2 separate regions of the Homo sapiens genome follow, and region 1 is linked to region 2. The links are chromatin loops, found by intact Hi-C in ENCODE. Cell type or tissue: PC-3. All regions are shown on one strand. Links, peaks and the distances in the headings refer to the core of each region. The heading gives the core; the rest is flanking DNA. Region 1 overlaps LOC105374007 (a long non-coding RNA gene). Region 2 overlaps COL8A1 (collagen type VIII alpha 1 chain).

Region 1 (8,342 bases), core at 335-8,334, 220 kb after region 2:
ACCAGAGTCTCCAAAGAGCCATTTGTTATCTGATTTAACTAACATTAACTTTTTTCACTTAAATATGCTTTCATGTAACTAGAATAAACAGAACTTAATAATTCCCTAGGGATCAGATTCCTGTTTCTGGCAGGATTTTGTAATCAAGTCCTTGAAACACATTCTGTCTGACAAACACTGATGTTCTAAAAACCTGATTTACCACATTTTTGAAGTGCAAAACGGCGCAGTTTCATCCTTCAAAATGCAGAAATTCATATTCAATAGTCCTTGACCTTAACCAGTTGATCTTTGATGTTAGTTTTAATATTTTTGTGTCCCACTCACCATTTGAATGAATCCTTGTGGCTTGTTGGCTTACCCAGAAGGGAACAGCTTGGAGACTGAAGGACTTGAGCTAATAACTGTCTTAGTCATGAGAGTGCAATATCATGCTTTGGGTGTCCTCACCTCTTGGGTACCTTATATTCTCTCCCTGAAGAGAAATGATTTGGCTGAAGTAAGAAATGATTGAGCTGTCACTTCTAAGAAATCAGGACTGTAATACATTAATAACTAAATTAGGGAAATTCTTATTATTTATTACCAATTACCTGTAAAGAACTAGAGAAATGATCTTGAAAATTTCTCCTTTTGATAGGTGAGAAAACTGATTAGAAGGGCTTTTATGTTGGTGACAGCGATGTTTTTAAAAATTTTTAATTTTAAATATATTTTTAGGGATTTGAAATGACCTTTCAGTTTTAGTGAAGGATAAGAAGTGTTTGAAGAAAAGGTTGTTATAAAGAAAATAAGAAAACAAGGATTTTAATAAACCCAGTGAAAGAATAGTAGAATGGATAAAGGGAGGAAGTGGCCAGGGTTGCATGAGACTGTGATCAGTGGATAGAAAAGTGGCAGGCATTTGGGTCTAGACTCTAGGGCACTGAGAGGTCTTGACACATGATGACATCAAATTAATCAATTAAAACTGAACCCAAGCTGAATATGTTCTAGGTGTTTAACCTATATTTGCTCTATTCCTCTTGTTTCACTACCACCCTCTGCCGAAAACATATTTTTTGCTTCCTATACATGTTCAGTAATGCTCAAACTGGAAGGAAAAGGAATGGGTAGAATTAGAATGGGCAGATTTGATGAAGAGGGTGTTGAGAATGGCATGAACACTGAATGTGGCAAAAAACAAGATATGCTTGTGCAAGAAGAGTAAATATGCCAGCAGGGTGGGAAAAATAGGAGCTACAACTAGGAAAATGACAGTTACTTTCTACATAAGTTCTAAAAAAAGTCAAATCTGCTTTTTGTTTCAGAAGCTGAGAAACACTGGAATCTTGAGAGCTGTGTAGTTCTCTGGCACTGTGTTTTCTACATATTTCCTGGGTGCGCTTCCATTAACTGTAATAAAGACATATAACACTCTAAATAGTGAATTTAACTCCACCACTTTTATTTAGTTAGTTTTCATCCAAGATCTAGTGTTTTCTTAAATGCTGGATTGCTGGGCTTCTGCTTATTATAATATGATGTAAAGAAAGTATACTCTCAAGTGTCATCTTGCATGCTGGTGCTTTGAAGACTGAAATAGGAGAATGTCTGAGTCATTGCCATAGCCAGTGGTTATTTTCCAGTTCCCTCTCTGTTAACATGTGGTCATTAATATGTTGTGATAAAACATATGGTTCCATAGTTTAGCATAGTTCCTTGTTGTTAAAGAGGCCAGGGTGTCTGAGCATACCTCAAACTCCGCAGCACATTCCGGCCCCAGCCTGCATTCCTGCCTGATCTCCTCCCATTATGCATACACAATTATGTTCCAGAAATCATACTAAACTTTTCTCATTTCTTTCCAAACATGCCTCAGTGCCTTTGTACTTGCTATTTTCTCTTCCTGGAATACATTTTCCTTCTTCTAAGACTGGTAATCTACATTTCATCCTTCAGAATTGATTTAAAATTTGGCTTCTTATGTAAAATCTTTCCTGACTCTCCTGGGCTGACTTCATGAATCACTTTTTTGGGGATTGCCAATTCTATGTCCTCACAGTACTCTTTAGCTTCTCTAGCTCAATAATATGCTACTGAAACATAGCTCAGCTAATTTTTATAATTCCTCAATGCAACTATTCATTTAATGTCATCTTTCCAAAACATTATATTTAATGTATAAATAATTTCTAAAGGAAGGGTAGCTTATTGTTAAAAGCAAATAGACTTACCACTTTTTTCAACACCCCAAAGTTGAGTCTGTACATTTTTAATATTGCTCCCCTAAAGACTTTTCAGGACCTTTGTCCTTTGGCAGTGGTGTTTGAAGACATGAGAACTCTTTGTTTTTCATAATACATCCTGCAGATTTAGGCAGTTCCACTTTTAGAACTGATAAAATAATTCTAAGATGTGTTCAAGAATAGCAGAGTTTTAAGTTCGTTTCCTATTTGATGAAACTTTTAATTTTTTTTCCCTTAACTGAATTACATGTCACTGAAAATTAAACATCTTCCTTACAAATTTTCTGAAAACTTTAAGTGGCCAAGTATTTAGAATTTTCCTGGTAGTAGTCTGTCAGGACCTATGTATTCCCACTAAACTCTTTTAACTTTAAAAATTCTATGATCTTTCCTCAAATTTGGAATCTTTTATTGCCTTAATTTCATGACTTGTCATGTTACAGTGGTTGACTGAGTATAGAACTTTCATTTTAAGGTTGTATCATAATTTATTCTCTTTGAAGATAGTAAAAGCAACAGCAGTCTGAATTTATGGGAATGTTCAACAGTTTCGTTCTCTTACTCCCTCCAATATTTTATTCTTCTAATTTTCTTCCTGGGAGGAAACTTGTGGAAGCTCCAGTGCTTCACAAGAATCAAGGGGAGAATACAGGGATTACAGAGAAAGATCAATGTGAATTTTTTTTTTTTTTTTTTTGAGATGGAGTCTCACTCTTGTTGCCCAGCCTGGAGTGCAGTGGTATGATCTCCACTCACTGCAACCTCCACCTCCTGGGTTTAAGTAATTCTCCTACCTCAGCCTCCTGAGTAGCTGGGATTATAGGCACCTGCCACTACGCCCAGCTAATTTTTGTGCTTTCAGTAGAGATGTGGTTTCGCCATGTTGGCCAGGCTGATCTTGAACCCCTGACCTCAGGGGATCCTCCCACCTCAGCCTCCCAAAGTGTTGGGATTACAGGCGTGAGCCACAGCGCCCGGCCCCATTGTGAAAATTTTAAATTATTTGAGAATGGGCTTCAAACTCTCCTCTCTTTAAGGGGAGGGGATTTTGTCCACTCTTTTTTTTTTTTTTTTTGACAGGGTCTGGCTCTGTCTCACAGGTTGGAGTCCAGTGGCACAATCTTGGCTCACTGCAACCTCCACCTCCTGGGCTCAAGCCATCCTTCTATCTCAGCCTCCCAAGTAACTGGGACTACAGGTGCATGCCACCATACTTGACTAATTTTTTTATTTTTTATATTTTGTGCACACAAGGCTTCACCATGTTATCCAGGCTGGTCTTGAACTCCTGAGCTCAAGCTATCTGTCCGCCTCAGCCTCCCAAAGTGCTAAGATTATAAGCGTGAGCCACCATGCCCGGCCTGCTCTTTCTTTTCTCTTGAAAATGTGATAGTCAGAGCTGGGACAAGTAGAATTGTTGAATTTGTAAGAGCAGGATAGATTAAGATGACACTTTCATTTTAATGAGGAAACTGAGGGCCACAGAGATTAGGGCCTTGTCCAAGGTTACACAATTAAGCAATCTCAAAAACCTGAAAAATTTCAGAGGCAAGTGAATAGGCCTGGCTAAAACAGAGGGGATCAGGTTTTATTTAGTTTTGGGAGAATAAAAACATTGGTACGTGCAATTGCCTTGGGGGTAAAGATACACATATTGGTTACATCTGCATGTCCTTCCAAACATTCACAAACATATGGGAATGAATTATAAGTAACAATGAATGTGAGATAGCTCCATGTTTTAGTGACTTACTTTCAAATCCCATATCCCACTTATGTTCTTCTTTTAGCTGTATTGCCCCTGGCCCAACACACGCTAACTGGATTGTTTCAAATACCAGACATGTAAAGACACTAGCCAAATAATTTTATCAGTACTCCTTTACTTTTGTGATATATTCTCTATAATAAAAAAACCTTGAAATGGCCTATTTATGCATCAAATGGAGACTTTTAAAAATAAATTATGACAAGGTTTCCAACATACATACCTAAGTGGAAAAAAACCAGATAGAATAATAGGTATTTTGTGCTTGTGGACATTTAAAAATATTCATGCGTGTATATGGGAAATTTCCAGAAGAATACACAAAATAAGTAACAGTGGCTATGCTGTGTAGAGGGATTGGGGGTATGAAGTGAGAGATAAACTTGTTTTTTATTGTATAGAATTTGTATACAATATATGTGGGTTTTTCCCCTCATATTTTAAAATAATTAAATAAACACATGCGTTGCCCATAACACAATTCCTATCAAGGACCTTTAGGTGAAGTATGGGAAATAGATCTAATTTTCTCTCTCTTTTCTTCTTTTTCTTTTGCTTGCTGTGCCAATGGTCTTTTTTCTGTTTGCTTTCAATTCCATCTCCCTCCCTTTCCCTGTAGGTTACAAGAGAACACCATGTGAACTGCATTCCCAGGCTCCCTTGCCGGGTGACTTTCATCTAAAGTTAGCCAGTAGGGGGCACTGGGAAGATGCTGGAAGGAAGGAGCACGGAAGAAGGGAGGCTACTTCTACCCAGCCCTCTGCTCCTGGTGGAAGCTCTGGTCCAGTCTCCTCTGTGCTTTAACTCCCTCTTTAGTCCCAGCTTTCAAGAGGCAGTACTGTCAGAGTTCCAGCATTTTTGGTGGGCCCAGTGCTTAGACCCTAGGAATATCATCCTCTCCTTTTGTCCTTCCAGCTTAGGGATATTAGCAACTTTCCACTGTTAATAATTTTTTGATGGCACCTTCCTTCATTTACTCTTTCAGCTATTCTAATACCTTTATAATTAGTTCCCACATTAAATTATCTTATTTAATTATTATATGTCAGGACTCTGTATTGCTAGCTGGGCCCTGACCGATAGAGTCACTATTGAAAGTGAGATATTTCTAGCTCCTATATTTTAAAAGTTATTATTTGTGTATAGGATAACAATTAATTTTATGTATGATTTTTATTATTTATAATCTTATGTATTCCCTTATTTTCTTTTTGAAGTTATTTCTAAAGGTTTAACCTGATGGCCTTGGCTGGAAATTAAAACCAAGATCCCTCAAGCCTTCAACCTCCTAATATGGCTGTTTCAGTTTGATTTCCTGTTTGACTTGAATTGTTTGAGAATGTTTCAGTTCTTGGTTTGTTGGCCTTAATTGTTATTGCAAATTTCTTATGTCTGGCATCATAATTAAAAACTATTATCTATGTGTGGCTCTTACGGAAAATCTTAATACATTTGCTAGTGTGAAATAGTATAGGTGACATTCTTTAATTATAATACAAAATTTATGGAAATTTTCTTTATGGGCTATTACCTGCCAACTTTAACACATTTTCCATTTGTCTTTAAAAGTTGCTTCATTTGATTTTATATATGTGTGTATGTATATAACATCCATATTATTATGTTACTTATTTTTTTCTGTATTGGTACTTATTTTATTTTATTATTTTTTTTGAGACTGAGTTTCGCTCTTGTTGCCCAGGCTGGAGTGCAGTGGCATGATCTCAGCTCACCGCAACCTCCACCTCCCAGGTTCAAGCAATTCTCCTGCCTCAGCCTCCCGAGTAGCTGGGATTACAGGCATGCACCACCATGCCCGGCTAATTTTGTATTTTTAGTAGAGACAGGGTTTCTCCATGTTGAGGCTGGTCTTGAACTCCTGACCTCAGGTGACCCACCCGCCTCTGCCTCCCAAAGTGCTGGGATTACAGGCGTGAGCCACTGCGCCCAGCCGGTACTTATTTTAAATCTATATCATTTGTCAAAGATTGTGTGTATGTTTTGTATTACTATCCATTTATGTCTACTTCCAGTTTTTGGCATTATGCATTTTTATGTTATATTATTTGGTGCATAGATATTAAGGATAGCTAGGTAGCTAGGTCTTCATTATGGAGTATATACTTCATCATTATCAAGTCCCATTCTTTGACAAATTTAATAACTTTTGCCTTGAAATTGTAACTTGCTTTTTAATTAAAATGTCCTGGAATGTTTTTCTCTAATACATCTTTGAATTTGTTTCTAATTCATTTACTTCTCTTCATGGATATGCATATTGGATCTTATTTATTTGTCTTCCATATTAATTTTAATTTATCTTTAATTTTTCTTTCCAATGATTTCGAATTATTTTTCTCTCGTTCATTTTACTCGGTGTTCTCAAGTCTAACTTCCATAATTAAGTCTGTATTTTTGGTGACATCCATTAAAAGATGTCTGCTTCTAAAGTGGATTTTATTTCTGAATTAATCATATTTATTTCTTTTATTTCCTTGCTAAATTCTGCTAGCTTACTTTTATTGTCCTTCTATTGGCTTGTCTTTTCTTCTTTGAGCCATTCTGTCTTGTTCTAAATATTTCTTCAAAAAGGCTTTATTTAAAATTTTTTTCAATATCATTGAAAATTATTTGAGGAAATAATATATTTCTTCTATAATTGTTACATTTAATTTGTGTGCCTCTTTTGTATAATTTTTTAATTTTTTTCTTGTAGTATCTCTATATGTTGTTTTTATTCCAGCTTCTTTCTGATATTTTTCTCATCTTTAAATGGGGCCATTGTTTCGGGGGTAGCTAGCTATTTGCTAAACAATAGTCTGAAAAAGGGCTGGGGAAGTAAGTTGGGGCAGAAGATAGCTTTATTATGGTTCTGCTGTTTCAATTCTTTTCCCAAAGTTTCTGCTAGGGGACAGATTTTTGCTCACTTCTTTCACAGATGTGCCCTTTCAGTTTGCTTATCTTGCAATGGAGCAATGTGTTGGAATTCGTATTTATTAGTTTTACTTTAGCAATTTTGAACAGCAACTGTTACCCACCATCTCTCCTTGCCATACTGCCAGCCTAGTAGTTTGAAAGATGGTGTGTCTGCCTCCTTCATCATTTGGCCCCACATTGCCTGTCACTCTACAATTTGCTGTTTCAAATAAAAAAATCCCTGGTCAGGCACCTTAGGGCTGTGTCTCTTTCCTTTGTAGAATTCCATGCTCTGCCTGAGGTCTGTTAAGGTATGCATCTATTATGCTCAATTGAATCCAAATCTCACTGTATTCCTCACAGTTTTTGGTTTGGTATTGTAGTAGCTAATATAATTTAAAATGGAATTTCCTTGTTTTTATTTTTTTCTTATTGTTATTTTCAGCCAATTTCAGAGAAGAGAATAGACGTAGAAGCATCTTTACTTTGCAATCTGTAACTGTAAGTCTGTAGGCCAGTTGCTGTCAGAATGGTAACAAACATTGCTGGGTTCACTCCCAACAGTTTCTGATAAAGCAGTTCTCTGGGAGGGTCCTAGAATTTGCATTTCTACAAGTTCCCAGGTAATGATGAGGTTGTTTGACTATGGGTCATACTTTGAGAACCCCAGCTTTAGGTTATTTATATAATAGCAGCACCATCTCTAGGCTTACCTAGTAAGAGATAGATTTGAATCACAAGTCATAAATGTCAGATGGAATTTTACTGAGTTCTTAATCACTATGTGTTTTGTAAGACTGCTGTGTATAGACTTTCTTAAAGGTCAGTGAAAATGTCTAGGGCTATTGACTCGGTGGAAATAGTTTTGTTCATTTTTTTCCTCAAATAACCAATTTTACTCAAGATTGAGCTAACTCTTTTCCTGGCTGGTCTCAAGTTTTCTAAATGTAATTAACACTCAGACTCATGTGTTTAAAGTATATTTAAACAGGTACTTCTTTGCTCTGAACTTCTATCCATAGTTTTTAGCTTTGAACTACTCAGTAGATAGCTGACATATTGAACTGAGCTCTACCCATGTATTCCACCTGAATGCTTTTCACTCTGGCCAATGTATTTTCAGGTTTGACAATTTGATGACTTGCTCATCTCTATCTCAATTTTCCTATCTTTCCCAACATAGGACAGAGATTGGCCCAGTAAATGCCATGTTTCAAGCAGCAGAAAGCCCAAACACACTTAAAACTCAATGATTCAGGTTAATCTAGAGAAAACTAGAGATTCGATAGAGGTAATGAATTTTCTGGCTATGTATTAATAATGAAACCTCTGTAGTTATAATAAGCTTTAATTGGGTGAAAGATTTACTTAAAACTTAAAAATTCAGAAGCTGCATCTGGGGAAACAATTTAATCTTTTGTTGGTGGTTC
Region 2 (8,342 bases), core at 185-8,184:
GGCTGGGGGAAGTTGGATTAACCTGCTTTTGGCTATGGTTTGGAGAGTTTCCCTTTCAAGTGTCATTTAAAACCTGACAAAGAAAAAAAAGGTTTTTACCTTTTAGTAAGAATGTGCTAACTAATGTTTGCCAAAAGTTCTTGAATCCTGGAAGACATTCTACTTGTAAGCCGATTAGCCTAACTGAAATTCCTCCTTTGGGCTCCTGCTCATACCTATTTTTAAAGTGTGATGTCACCAAAAGGCGAGATGAGAAAGATTTATTTTATCTCTCTGTAATGTTCTACTATGAGCTTGATGCAAAAGTAAGTTTTTGCCATTGAAAGTAGTGGCAAAAACCATGATTACTTTGGTATCAACCTAAAAGAATGTATTCTATTCTATTTATTTTCTCACTTTAGAATAACTTATACAAATTTTAAAAGGTTTTAGATTCAAAGATCTCAAGGAACACTTGATACAAGGATAGATTCATGCTGATCAGGCTGAGTGACAGTAGCCTCTAAAATCCAGTCTAGATTCTATGCTGTAAAAATGTGAGGCTTCTGTTTTCTCATTAAATACTTTCTGAAAAGGGCCTTAGTTTGGGAACAGATGTATCCCATTCAATTCCTTCTTCATTTCTCATTTTTATTTCTTTACTAGTTTTCATCCATAGGTACTCAATAGCTACGGCAGATAAAATGATGGTGATGGAAAAAAGGCCAGCCCTGAGCATGAGGTCAGAACTGATAAAGGTAAATGAACTGATATAAGTTTAAGTCAGGCTAGAATCTTAGACATGGATCTTAGAAGATTAGACAGAATTAATACGGCAGTCAAAAGAAGTCATCTTTTGGGGCTACCAGCCTGACAATTATGTAGTTATTTGTTTAACTTTTCAGGTCGGCAGTGCTCCCCAGCAAAGAGTATGAAGAATGGGTGAGAAATGTAGACCCCATAAAATCTGTAGGAACCTAAGATAAAAATCTGTTAATGCTTAGTCAATGTCATGAATGGTCAACAAGAGGTTAACTGTGACACCAGAGAAAGAGTGTATTAGACAAGAGTTGCACCCCGAGGAAGAAAAGTTTCTGCCAACATTTTTATTAGGTTTCACCTGACAAAATGAATTTTGATATAAAAACAAGTAGAAAGAAAAGATTCCTGTCTAATTTATTTTTCCCCTTTAAATTCAGCAATTTATTCAAGCTTTTCTTTATTCATTTCTTTATTCAACAAAGATTTGCTGAATGCCAACTATTTGCCAGGTGCAGTTCTAATTGCTGGGGATACAGCAAGAAGACAGAAAAGTCCCTGTCTTTCTAGAGTTTATATGCCATTAGAATTTCGTTTCTTCTTCATCTACAAAAATGACCATAGCTAATTCAGATCCATCAGAGAAGCTAAAATATTTAAAAGGAGCATTCTCTGTAAAAAGTAGGGACTGAAAAAGAAACCACATTTCCTTGGAATTTAGTGATCCTTCAGTTTTCTCTGCATATGGATCTTTACACTACTGTTTACATAGTTTTGGCTCTATGCTGGATTTACTGCTGATTTTGGCTAAGACGTTTGTATCCCCAAAGTGAGTGTTTTCTTGATCATGCTTAGGTGACGTGATGGTACTGTCCCCAAATCTTTGAGTCCAAGTTCAGCACAGCGTAGCTGCCTGGAAATTGAAGACCCTGGTTCCCATAAAAGAACCACTGGCTCAGAGACCAAGCACATTTCTTCCCATTTCTACTGTAACATTTATTTCTCAAGAGTATAAATCTCAGGCCGATATTTAACATTCTTTTTAACTGAACTGTGGACGTTTTCCTTGTACTTCTTGAAATAGTTAGGAGCTAAGCTTCTATTATTCATATTTATAAACATGTCCTAAACAGGAGGCATGATTTTATAATTCATGAGTCTTTGAAACTATTTTTACAAAGGAACACTTAGAAATATTACATCATATCAGGACCATGGTCTGGTTCAGAATTCTAAGAGTGGAATACTCCATGTGGCAGAATATAATTATTGCTATACATGGCTTATCCTAAAACAGGTGGTGACATTTTCTAAAGATTCTTGGACTAAAAGTCTTTTTCACTTTCAAAAATGAATTCTCAAATTGAGTTCACTGGTACAATTGGAGGATTATAAGATTCAGAAAATGATTCTACCCCAAGCTCCCCTATTTTGATAAATGGTATTCGTACTTATCTAGTTGCTCAGGCTCAAAGTGCAGGAGACATTCTCGATATCTCTTCTTCTCACACATCCAATCCATCTGCAAGTTTTATGATCTCTTTAATGAAAATGTATCCTGAGTCACTGGGCACCGATCATGTTTTGCCTGGACCAGTGCCTTACCTCCCTGTCTCCATTCATGTGCGGAGTCCAATCTCCTCAGAGAAACCAGAGTAATGATTTAAAGAAGTAGACCAGATCCTGTCACTCTGTTCAAAATCCACCTGTGGCTCCCCACCCCAGTTCATGTAAACTCTGAACTCCCCTCCACAGCCTGCAAGACCTAAGCGATCTGGCTCCGCTCTCTTCTTTGACACCATCTGCTCTTTAGTTACCAGGCTCTGGCCAGTGGTCTTCTTGCCATCTTGCAACAAGCCAAACTGGTTCTCAGCCTTGGGACTTCCCATTTGCCTGAACTGTCTTCCAGATCATTGTGTTGCATGGCCTTGCCTTCTTCAGATCTCAGATCACATGTCACCTCCTCAGAGTGGCTTGTGTTGACCATTCAATTTTAAACAGCATCCCTCATCCTATCATTCTCTATCCCTTTCCCTTATTTGATTTTTCTTCATGATCAACATGGTATTAAATATTTATTTATATTCACATTTATCAACTCTTCTCCAACTAGACAGAATGTAAGCTTTAAGGGTAGAATGGCATTTTTGCCCTCATTCACTGCTAAACTCCCCAACCTAAAACAGTGCCAGCCACATAGCAGATTCTCAACACATATTGGTTGAGTGAATTAATGGAGTGTTTACTATCCTTGAAGTCTAATTATTCATTTACTTCTACTATATTTGTATAAAGAACTTTTAAAAAACTCAACTATCAGAGGGAGTCATCTTATTTCAGGATTTGATTGTTAAACTATAATTGTGGGGCCAAGCATAGGCCTAATAACTAGGATATATGAACCCTCACTTATTTTTTCAAGTTGTTTAAAGTTTCTTTGCTTCAATTTCCTTTGTTTTTCTTTACACTTCTGTGTGTCAATATCTTTATTTCTCAAATGGTGTTGATAATAAGCTTATCTAGCCTAATTTTAGGGTTGCTTTGGTGACTAAATATGTGCAAATACTTGAAATGACATCAAGAAATCTACTAAAATGAGGTACTGATAGTTTACCCTACTGTATTTTAATTGTTACCCATTATTCCTCTGACTCTATGTTTATTTTTCCTTCATTACCATGAATTTGATGCCAGCAAGTCTTAGCATGTTACACATATACAGGTGCAAAGAAACCTAGTACTGTAGTACTTTGGTTTGATAACTCTGGTTTGGTCTATTGAGATAAATTATTTGGTAACTGAGATGTTTTAGATAAGGAGCTAAAAGGATTATCAGGGACCTGGTTTTTAAATCCAAGAAGATCTCTGGTAAGAGAAGGTTGGAGTGAGAGGGGGTTGAACCTCAATCCACTGGCAAATATGTGATCTTTCTGTAGGAGTTCTTTGGTGAGGACCCTTGGGAGGCAGAGAACAGGCAGGGATGCAGAGCTCAGGTGCACAGGCCAAGTACAGTATTCAGAAAAATAAAGGAAATGTGTATCTTTCTTATTGAGCTCTTTAATTCTCCCACAAACACCATGAGTGTTATTGTTTACTGCTAGCACTTATGGACGATAGACCAGGAGATCAAACCTCTTGTCCTGGCTTCTTTCACACATGAGAGACAATTTGAAAAAAAAAAACAGTATAGTTATTATCCATGATCTCCCTCTTTGCTCTTGTGATCGCATTCAGTGGATAACTTGAGCAGCTACTCTAAAATTTAATCTGACTTTACAGAACCCCTAAACCACATTTTTGGGAATTACATAGCTATGTAAACTATGGTTTTATTTTTTCTACTTCATAGATGAAAAAGTGGATCTAAGTGACTTGTCTAAGATTGTATAGCAGGTGGAAAAATGATTCCAAATCTTAATCCAAGTTGGTGCTCATTTTGTTGCATTTGGCTTTCTGTAGGTAGAAACATTTCTTTAATTATTGGATATAAGCTGATTTCATTTGGAAGGATCAGAAAAAAATTATTTATTCAGTGTATACTTAATAAAATTTTGCAGACCCATATCTGTAACTGACAACAGTTTACAAGTACTAATTGTTTCAGCAACTATGTTTTAAATTGATATAAGAGAAACTGGTTAGTGTAGTTATCTTCCCAGTAGCTGTCTAGGTTCAGTCCAAGCTCTACCATTTTACTGACTGGGCAACCTCAAGCAAGTCTTTTCATTGCTTTGTACATTTGTAGTTTTATTTCTTGTCTCCAAACTGGGAAAATTTGTATTATCTCATGGGTTTGCTGTGAATAATTGAACATATATAAAGCATAGAACCATGCCTAGCACATAGTAAGTACTATATATGTATTTATTTTCATAGTACTGAGATACAAATGTAGATAAGACCGGAGCACATTAGACTTTATCCTTAAGGGATCTCATTTTGAACATAGTTTTGTGTAAAAAAAAAGCAGTTTCTAAATGAAAAAGCAGCATTTCATTCTGTAGTCTCTTGATGCAGTAATTCAAAGTCATCACTAGATGGCAATTGTGATCCATGTGACTTCAGCTGCAGCGGTACTAACTGATGGGTCCAACCCTGGCGTCAGTGTTTTCTATACCCTATAGCATTGAGAAGTCAGGCAGTTTCTTTCCCACAAAGTGAGCCTTTAACAAAACTCCAGTCAGCAAAGCTTTCATTCTGTGGTCACCCTTGGGGCTCACCCATAGGCACCTAGTCCTTGTGATGGCAGCCTCACAGAAGTGTGGGTTTACTTGCCTGCATCTTATCATATCAGGAGTGCCTTTCACCAGATAACAACAGGACAGTGTCAGGATCCTGTGTCAAGAAGATCAGTTAGTGGTTCTTAAAGTGTGGTCCCCCTGCCAGTAGCCTCACCATCATCTGGCAATTTGTTAAAAATGCAAGTTCTTGGGCCCCATCAGATCTGCTGACCAGTATTTTAATAAGCCTTCCAGATGATTCTGATGTCTGCTAAAGTTTGAGAACCATTGAGATAAACCAGTGCATAGCATCATATATAAAGGTTGGTGCTGGAAGGGTCCTCAGATAACATTTTGCCCAGTCCTCCCATTTTGCTGAGAAGGAAAACTGAGGTCCAGGGAAGTTAAATGATTTACCACAAGTCATAGCAGTAGGCATGTGGCAGAGCCGGGCTCCAGGGCTGGTGAGTTGCATGTCCCAGCTTTCCTCATATACCCATCTCCCCTTCTCCCCCTCTAAACTGAGGCCACTAGGTGCACATTCTAGCCTGATACCTACTCATGAAATTAAAAAGTCATTTATTTATGCGGGAGTTTGTTCATTTCAATAGACATTTCTATGATGATACAAAATTGAGTATGATGAATTCACTGTAGTCCAGAGTGTGTGCATATGTGTACATGCATGTGTGTGTGGGGGGGCATGTGGGGGGCGTGAGGGAGAATCAAGTAAAAGTCCTCATCTCAATTGATAGGAGAGGGATATATGCAGAGAACCATGGGAAATAGGTGAGTGCAATCAGGGATTAGGTAACGCAGGTAAGAGGAAAAAACTTTGGAGCTGACCTTGGGTGATAAGTAGGAGTTCAGCAGATATAGAAGTCAGGATAGGGCATTTGGGGAGAGGGATCAGAATATACAAGCACATGGCGCCATAAAATAGTGTAGGGGAATCACAAGAGTTTTGCTTGAAGGGAAGGGAGTAGTAGAAGAGTGATCATGTTATAAATAATAATAATATTACTACCACTACTACTAATAGCTGGGACTTATTAAATGTTAACTATGACCAAACCCTGTACTAACCATTTTATATCTATTATTGATTTAATTCTTAAATGATTTTGCAAGAGTCTACTCTTATTTCTACTTTACAGATGACAATGAACATGTCCACACTGTGCTAGTTTCCTTAAAACCAAGTGTTACTATTTTCCATTTCTTAGATCAACATTAAACTTAGAAAAAGAGCTTTCATGTTTACTTCTTCCAGGATGTCCATAATGCAAAGTAAGTATCTATTTGCAGGGGATGAGGAGTATATTCTTAATATATATAATTTTATTATAAGCATATTTTCATAAATGCATTAAATCAGGAGGATTTTGGCAATAATTTGGATTTTTTAACTCAAAGAATGAATGTCCCATTATTCTTCAGCATATCAGCAACTTTAGAAGTAGCCAATTTTTCATGATAATAGAAGAATTGTGTCTTAAAAGTGGCTAAGAACGCTCATTTCAATTGCTTGACTCACTAAAGAAAGGAAGCTGAGTAATGAATGAATAACCTGGTCTGAAATCATTGGTCTGTTTTATTTTTAGTTTTAACTTTATAAGTGTTCATTGTGAATGTGCTTTCCACAGTCACTGTTAGCGTCTTTCCTTCATTGCGTAGGACTGCCCACAACCAAACTAAAAATTCGAGTTATAATTAAAGTTCTAGTAGGATTCAAAATACCTAATTTTTCGTCAGTAAGATTCAAGATGTTTCTGGATTCTTTAAGATATTTTTGAGTGATTTTACTTTTTCCTGAGAAGATAAATTTTCTTTTCTTTTTTTCAGTCTCACTCTGTTGCCCAAGCTGGAGTGCAGTGGTGCGATCTCAGCTTACTGCAACCTCCACCTGCCTGGTTCAAGCAATTCTCCCTGCGTCAGCCTCCCAAGTAGCTGGGATTACAGGCACCCACCACCACACCTGGCTAATTTTTGTATTTGTAGTAGAGGCAGGGTTTCGCCATGTTGGCCAGGCTGGTCTCAAACTCCTGACCTCAGGTGATCTGCCCGCTTTGGCCTCCTATATTGCTGGGATTACAGGTGTGAGCCACCATGCTTAACCCTGAGAAAATAAATTTTCTGTTCCTACTTTCTCATCTGCAAAATATTGGCATTGGAGGAGGTAATCTAGAAGGCCCCTTCCAGCTCTAATGGTCTGTGGATTTATGATTTAATGATTAAATGGCACAAATAACTCATTTCTGAATTTTCTTTGTAGTAAAATTTTAGTATTCATGAAAGAAATTATAAGACCAAATCTCTCTCCATAAATTTTTAAATGGCATCTCTAAAATAGCTCTATATTTCACTTTTTAGGATCACTGAGACTCTATCCAGCTCAAAGATGTGTTTATGTATTTCCACCTGACATTTTACACACTTAGGAGCCAATCATAAGGCCAGTTTTAAGTAGATGCCATTAGAAATGATTGATGGCCAGTTTATGTTTTAAGGTGAAAGAGGTACACTTTAATGATGCTCTACTTTTCTGATTGCCACAATAACAACTTTCAGCTTTACCAGCCCGTATTACAACTTTGATCTTTACACTCATGTTCATAGCTGCAGGTGAAATGCTTTCTCAAGAAAATCTTGAAAATTCAATCCAATTTTTAACCTTTCTTGTCTAGAGAAGTTGAATAGCCTACAGGTTGCTTTATCTTGAATCAAAGAAAGGGCAATAACACCTGGAAGGAAGAACCTATTACATTTATTATTATTTTTTAAAAATTTTGTGATTGAGAGCAAAATTTGCATTTTACTCCCCCTGGACAATTTTGTCTTTATCACCTATCGATTTTGGAGTCAATTACAATATTTTTTCTGTTTACCAATTATAAAAGCAATATATGTTTTTTTGAAAAATTTACAAAAGAGTATACATGAGGGCACAAAACTGTCTAAAATTCTGCCACCCAGAGTTGGCTATTAATATTTTCTTTTTATTTAATTCTAGGTAAACATGAACATTAGGAAACTGGGGCCAGGTGTAGTGGCTCACGCCTGTAATCCCAGCACTTTGGGAGGCTGAGGTGGGCGGATTCCTGGAGATCAGGAGTTCAAGACCAGCCTGGCCAACATGGCGAAACCCTGTCTCTACTAAAAATACAAAAATTAGCCAGGTGTGGTGGTGTGCACCTGTAGTTCCAGCTACTCAGGAGGCTGAGCCAGGAGAATTGCTTGAACCCAGGAGGTGGAGGTTGCAGTAAGCCAAGATCATGCCACTGCACTCCAGCCGTGGCAACAGAGCAAGAATCTGTCTCAAAAAAAAAAAAAAAAAAAAAAAAAGAAGAAAAAAAGAAAAAGAAGTTGGCAACAAGTTATACA

What was found. Peaks named below come from ENCODE experiments on the same cell type or tissue, not always from the same donor. Only the 100,000 strongest peaks of a DNase experiment are listed, where the experiment ranks them.
Region 1: it touches region 2 in a loop (7-fold over the local background); 5 of 110 quality-filtered maps call a loop at or near these places.

The regions. Positions count from the first base shown.
Region 1 is chr3:99,528,812-99,537,153 of GRCh38, reverse strand. The region is part of intron 1 of LOC105374007 (a long non-coding RNA gene); the gene reads left to right. The region is part of intron 1 of LOC105374005 (a long non-coding RNA gene); the gene reads left to right. Among named protein-coding and RNA genes, the nearest start is that of COL8A1, 110 kb to the left of the region's middle. In PC-3, for the core only: CTCF peaks have their summits at 4,481 and 4,682 (motif pointing right); DNase peaks (open chromatin) are centred at 1,583 and 4,693.
Region 2 is chr3:99,750,011-99,758,352 of GRCh38, reverse strand. The region is part of intron 2 of COL8A1 (collagen type VIII alpha 1 chain); the gene reads right to left. Among named protein-coding and RNA genes, the nearest start is that of CMSS1, 64 kb to the left of the region's middle. In PC-3, for the core only: CTCF peaks have their summits at 4,554 and 4,753 (motif pointing right); DNase peaks (open chromatin) are centred at 4,812 and 6,532; H3K4me3 peaks cover 344 bases; H3K27ac peaks cover 724 bases.